Linked DNA regions of Homo sapiens: region 1 is linked to region 2. Evidence: chromatin contacts called from ENCODE Hi-C data. All regions are on one chromosome and are shown on one strand. Each heading gives the region's core, a stretch centred on a gene start or an enhancer-like site at or near the end of the contact. The rest is flanking DNA. Distances are from core to core; before and after follow the strand shown. Region 1 overlaps CD58 (CD58 molecule). Region 2 overlaps RSBN1 (round spermatid basic protein 1).

Evidence for each region. Hi-C counts contacts between places; a loop is a spot of excess contacts on that map. Pooled maps may share reads with other maps.
Region 1: a map with no recorded cell type shows a loop between it and region 2 (6-fold over the local background). The contact joins two enhancer-like sites. A Hi-C loop is called at or near these places in 2 of 37 single-sample maps with no recorded cell type and 1 of 50 pooled maps.

The regions. Positions count from the first base shown.
Region 1 is chr1:116,555,392-116,558,187 of GRCh38, forward strand. All of the region lies in intron 1 of CD58 (CD58 molecule), which reads right to left. LOC105378925 (a long non-coding RNA gene) reads left to right here. Exons shown (of 3, transcript XR_947739.2): 3 at 1-2,796. Among named protein-coding and RNA genes, the nearest start is that of MIR548AC, 3.3 kb to the right of the region's middle. RefSeq lists enhancers at 1,193-1,442, 1,216-1,510. Within about 2 kb of position 1,345, at least 19 of the 41 ENCODE cell types and tissues checked have a DNase peak (open chromatin) inside an H3K27ac peak, as active enhancers do.
Region 2 is chr1:113,781,885-113,784,979 of GRCh38, forward strand. The region is part of intron 2 of RSBN1 (round spermatid basic protein 1); the gene reads right to left. Among named protein-coding and RNA genes, the nearest start is that of PHTF1, 24 kb to the left of the region's middle. Within about 2 kb of position 1,752, at least 11 of the 41 ENCODE cell types and tissues checked have a DNase peak (open chromatin) inside an H3K27ac peak, as active enhancers do.

The DNA.
Region 1 (2,796 bases), core at 95-2,594, 2.8 Mb after region 2:
TATTCACACTGTCTGAATTAACTGGGTGAGAACTGGGCATGGGGTGAGTTTTTGCTGTTTAAAAGCAAAGAGAGATGGAGGGAGGGAAAAAATTTTATCAGTGATCGCCTAAAAAGATTTTCTATGCTAGCCAGATAATTTTTGAAGGTTTTTTTGTTTTGAAGAATTTTGAATTTTTTTTAAATAAAGATATGAGGGTACCTAATACCTAATCAGCACTACATGTATAGAGTGATCACATATCTAAAAACAGGTCTGATCTCAAATATTCTGTTGCAGTGTTTCTACAAAACATCAACACCTCAATTTTAATAGTTCTTTTTGTATGGCCTGAAGTTGTAACTGGAACCCAAGTTTTATAGATGAAGTATCCTGATTTCTTATTTAGAAAATCTGGTCACCGTTAACTATGGGTTAATGAAAAGGAACTCTCAACCCCCAGCACAAATTCCTCTGCAAATTATTACTCAGGGCCTGAGATTCAGATTGACTGGTACTTTTTTTTTTTACTTAATCTAACACTTGTATGGCCCTGGCTCTGTGCCAGGCACTGTTGCAAGGGCTCTATAAATAGGTACTCACCACTGGGAGCAGTGGCTCATGCCTGTAATCCCAGCACTTTGGGAGGCCAAGGCAGGTGGATCACTTGAGGTCAGGAGTTCCAGACCAGCCTGGCCAACATGGTGAAACCCCGTCTCTACTAAAAATACAAAATTAGCTGGGCGTGGTGGCACTCGCCTGTAATCCCAGTTACATGGGAGGCTGAGGCAGGAGAATCGCTTGAACCCGGGAGGTGGAGGTTGCAGTGGCCAAGACTGTGCCACTGCACTCCAGCCTGGGTGACAGAGCAAGACTCCATCTCAGAAAAAAAAAAAAAAAAAAAAAAAAAATCAGAATCCTAAAAACATATTAAGAAGGTTTTATTTCTAACCTTATTATTTTGCAGGTGAGGAAACTGAGGCACAACAATGTTAAGTAATGAAGCCAGATTTGAACCTGGACAATCTGACTGCAGAATCAGTGCTCTTAACCATTGTTTCTTATTTAGCTTGCTACATGGCATAAGGCTCTTAAAGATAGTGACATGATGCAGGGTTTCTCAGGATACAATCTATAGACAGCATTGGAACAGCAGATGTTGCAAATGAGAAAGTCAAACTGAGTTAAGCACACCTCCAAACCTACAGGTGAGGCACTAAGCTCTGTGGTTTCCAAATCATCGAATGCTAGAGCTGAAGAGGGCCTCAGAGAGCAAGACTCCAGTCAAGGAAGAAAAAGCCAGACCAGAAACAATAAAAAGAAAACGAGCAAACAAAGGAGTCACAAAGAAACAGAACTGTGGCAAATGACGCATTAGACGAAGACCAGCAATTCCACCCACAGAGGAGATACCAGCGGGCCAAGTGTGAGTCAGAAGGGACTGGTGAGGACTTGCGCACCAGTGAGCCTACAGGGAGGGGCCTGCCATGTGGAAACAGGAGCTGTGCCTCAGCTCCTGCCATGTGGAAACAGAGGCCCACCATTGCCAGGTTCCCAATTTTTCAAAAAAAGCCAGATATTCACATTTTGTGTGAAAATTCCTGTTCTTGAAAGTTGGCAACTAATTCAAATCTGAGCTTAGGGGTAACCCCAGCCAGGCTAGCCCTATCAGGACAAGGACAAAGGTGTTCCTGTTTTTGGCTGTATCCCCATATGTCTGGCATATGGACTTTCAATAAATATCTGTTGAATGAATTAACTAAAATGATTAAAATACAACTTAAATGTAGTTCAAAAGATAAGGCTTCCTGACAGAATAGCAAAATTTGACAGTCACCCCAAACCCTGGGCTTTGTGAAATCCCAAATTGCTGTGGAACCTGGCTGAAGAAGGAGGACTTCGTAAGGAGAGATGGAGAAAGAAGTTTAACTGGAGCTTAAAAATAAAATGGCTCAGGAGCCCTCATATACAACCAAAACAGACTCAGTTTTTCAGCCCCACTTTCTGCCTCATCACCAAAGCAAGATGGGAGGACCTGCGGGCTCCACCTTCCCAACTCCACAGCTGTCCCTTTTGAGATGTTCCCTCTCAAGTTTAAGTAGATTTTACCAACTAAGTGTTATAGGATGCAGGGCACCACACCAGATAAACTTGTACCCACTCATGGATGTCAGCCCCAATCAAACTTAACAGCCTCGCTATGGTTTGAGGAGGTTCACTGATGTCATTTCTTTCTTTTCTTTCTTTTTATTTTTCTCTTTCTTTCCCTCTCTCTCTCCCTCCTTCCCTCCCCTTCCTTCCTTCCTTCCTTTTTCTTTTTGGAGACAGGGTCTCATTCTGTCACCCAGGTTGGTGTGCAGTGGTGCAATCGTGGCTCACTGTAGCTTCAACCTCCTGGGCTCAAGTGATCCTTCTGCCTCAGCCTCCCAAGTAGCTAGAACTACAGTTGCATGCCACCACGCCCAGCTAATTTTTATATTTTTTGTAGAAACAAGGTCTCACTATGTTGCTCAGGCTGATCTCAAACTCGTGGGCTCAAGTGATCCTCCTCCCTGGGCCTTCTGAAGTGCTGAGATTACAAGCATGAGCCACCATGCCCAGCCAATGCCATACCTTAGAGACAAGCTAATCACTCTTCCGGGATTTGAAGGAAAGGGTTTTCTTGAGTTTGTTCTTAGAAATAAACAATGTAATTTTAAGATACTTCTCTCTCTCTCTCTAAAATATTTTAAGGCTCACACTGCCTGCAGATTTTAGCAGGTAAAGTAAAAGTTCATTTGACCAAAAAAAAAAAAAAAAGAAAGAAAAAAGAAAAAT
Region 2 (3,095 bases), core at 502-3,001:
ACCAGTATCCTTGCTTCAGGATTCCTATCCCCAAGAGCCATCCTACATACTGCTACAAATAATCTAGGAAAAAACATCTTATCATTCAACCTTCCCATTTTAAATCCTTTAGTAGCTCCATATTACCTGTAGCATCAAACTAGAAAATCCTTTTTAAGGAAGACAAAGCCCCTCCTGATCTATTATTCCAAGGGAATAACAGACCAAGATTTGCCACATTCTCCACATTTGCCACATTCTAAATATACATTTCGCAAATTCTAAATAATTTCTGCTGCCTCCACAAGTTTTCACATGTTATTGTCCACCTTTACAACTCCTATATTTCCTTGATGGTATAAAATGACTCAAAATAAGGTTTCAAGCTCAAAGAACGAAAGTACATAACATTTACAGATTTTAGGTAAGTTAGATTTGGAGTTATAACTAGATCAAAAAAGGTAAGGAATAGATGCATAGATTTGGAAATTGTCTATAACATATAATTTTTTAAGTGACTAAGACTTGAGAGAAAGAATAGAAAGAGACAGAACCAAGAACTGCACTTAAAGGAAAACAGATATTTGACAGACAGGAGGAAGAGTTAGCTAAAGAAATTGTGAAAGGATGAGTTAAGAAGTAATGCAATTAAAATGATGTAAGAATAACGTTTCAAAAATGGTCAAGGACAACTATTTTTTAAGAAAAACAAACTGGCTGTTATGAATAGTGCTGCAATAAACATGGAAATGCAGATCTTCAACATACTGATTAAATTTCCTTGAGTTGGACATATACCAAGAAGTGGAATTGCTTGGTCATGTGGTCGTTCTATTTTTAATTTTTTAAGGAACATCCACACTGTTGACCATAATGTCTGTACTAATTTAGATTGACATTAACTGTATAAAAGTTCTCCTTTTTCCATATCCTCACCAGCATTTATTTTTTGTCTTTTTGTTAACAGCCAGAACTGGGGTGAGGTGATATCTAATTGTAGTTCTGACTTCCATTTCCCTGATGATGAATTATGTTGAACATTTTTTCATATACCTGTTGTATGTCTTCAAATTTCAGAATGTCTATTTAGGTCTTTTGCCCACTTTTAAATCAGATTATTTCGTTGTTGTTGTTATTGGGTTGTTTGAATTATTTACATAAATTTTAGGCCACAGGGCAGAAAATACTATCTGGTCCTTAATAGAAAAAGTTTGCCAACCCCCAATTTAAACCACTCACAAAAGAAATCAAGCAATATGTTTGAATACAAACTTTGTGAAAGAGAACAATCTGTATTATTCAATATTATATATCTGTAATACAAAGTGCCTGGTATGTAGTCATAAATATTTGTTGAATTTCTGTATGTTAAGGCTAGAAATGAAGTAATCAACCACAAACTCTGGCAAAAAGAAAAAAAAGGGGTGGAGGGGGAGAAGAAGAACTGCTGATTACCAGTCTATCACTTGCATTTAAAAATTTAATAAATGCAAATGTTTGTGATACATTTAAATAATTAACAGCATAACAATGAACAGCAGTTATGACCACAAATTCAACATGCACCAACTTTCAACCTGAAAAGGCTGACAAGAAAAAAAAAAAGAGAGAAAAAAATAGATAAAACAAAAAAACATTCACCAACTGTAGGAAACTAATGCCAAACAAGCAAAGTATTCCTTCTTTTTAGTAAGAAAATTTCCTGGGCATATGGCCAATAAGCTAGGCTCCCTGACAGCTAAATGCGGCCTGTGCCTAAGTTTGGGCCAATGAGACAGTCACATAAGTTACATATGCAATCTTCAGGGCATACCTTTATAAGGAAGTGGCTTGCCCTCCACTTCCTTTTTCTCTTTTGAGGGCTGCAACACAGAGTGGTAAAGAGCTAGTCTCAATCATGCACATGACAACACCAGTAGGAACGACAAAAATTAAAGACAGAAGGAAACTAGCATCCTGGATGACAACAAGGAACAGAGTTGCTTACCTCGGGACTGCTAAACAAGAGACAAACTTTTGTTCTAGCCACTGCACATTGGTCCTCATTGTTATGGTTTTTTAGCCTATACCTTGTATACTTTGTAATGAGGGAGGCAATATTCTGCATTGCACAGAGATATCATCTGGGGTGTGATCTCCCGATCTGGCCTAAAAAATATCTATAACTAGGGCACACCCAAAATAGAACATTTAAAGTGATTAGGGACTTGCAAACCATACAAAATGGAGGAAGAATGCAAGAAATCAAAAGTATTTCAAAAGTATTTAACTTGAAAAGATTAAAGGAGGGACACAACAGTCTTCAAATACTTGGAGGCCTGTAACATGAGTTACAGGAAAGCAGGTGTCATTCATTTACCACAAGTTTATTGTACAGTCATGTGTCACCTAATGACAGAAATACATTCTGAGAAATGTCATTAGGCAATTTGTGGTTGAGAACATCACAGCTTGTACTTACACAAATCTAAGTGGTATAGCCTACTACACACCTAGGCTATATGACATAGCCTATTGCTCCTAGGCTACAAAACTTACAGCATGTTATTGTACTGAATACTGTAGTCCAGTGGTCCCCAATCTTTTTGGCATGAGGGACTGGTTTTGTGGAAGACAATTTTTCCACGGAAAAGGGCAGGGGGTTGGCAGGCATGGTTCTGGATGAAACTGACCCACCTCAGATCATCAGGCATTAGTCATATTCTCATAAGAAGTGTGCAACCTAGATCCCTCGCATGCACAATTCACAACAGAGTTCACACTCCTATGAGAATCGAATGCTGCAGGTTATCTGACAGGAGGCGGAGCTCAAGCAGCAATGCTATTATAGCTTGCTGCAGCCAGGTTTTTAACAGGCCACAGACCAGTACTGGGGGACCAGTACAGTTGAGGACCCCTGCCGTAGATACCTGAAACACAATGGTAAGTTTTTATGTATCTAAACACATTTAACTTCCCATGCTTGCAGAATAGGGAGTTGTTATGGGTCAGTGAGTGAGTGGTGAGTGAATGTGAAGGCCTAGGACACTGCTGTACACTACTGTAGACTTTATAAACAGTGTACACTTAGGTTACACTGATTTTTAAAATTTTTCTTTCTTCAATAATAAATTAAC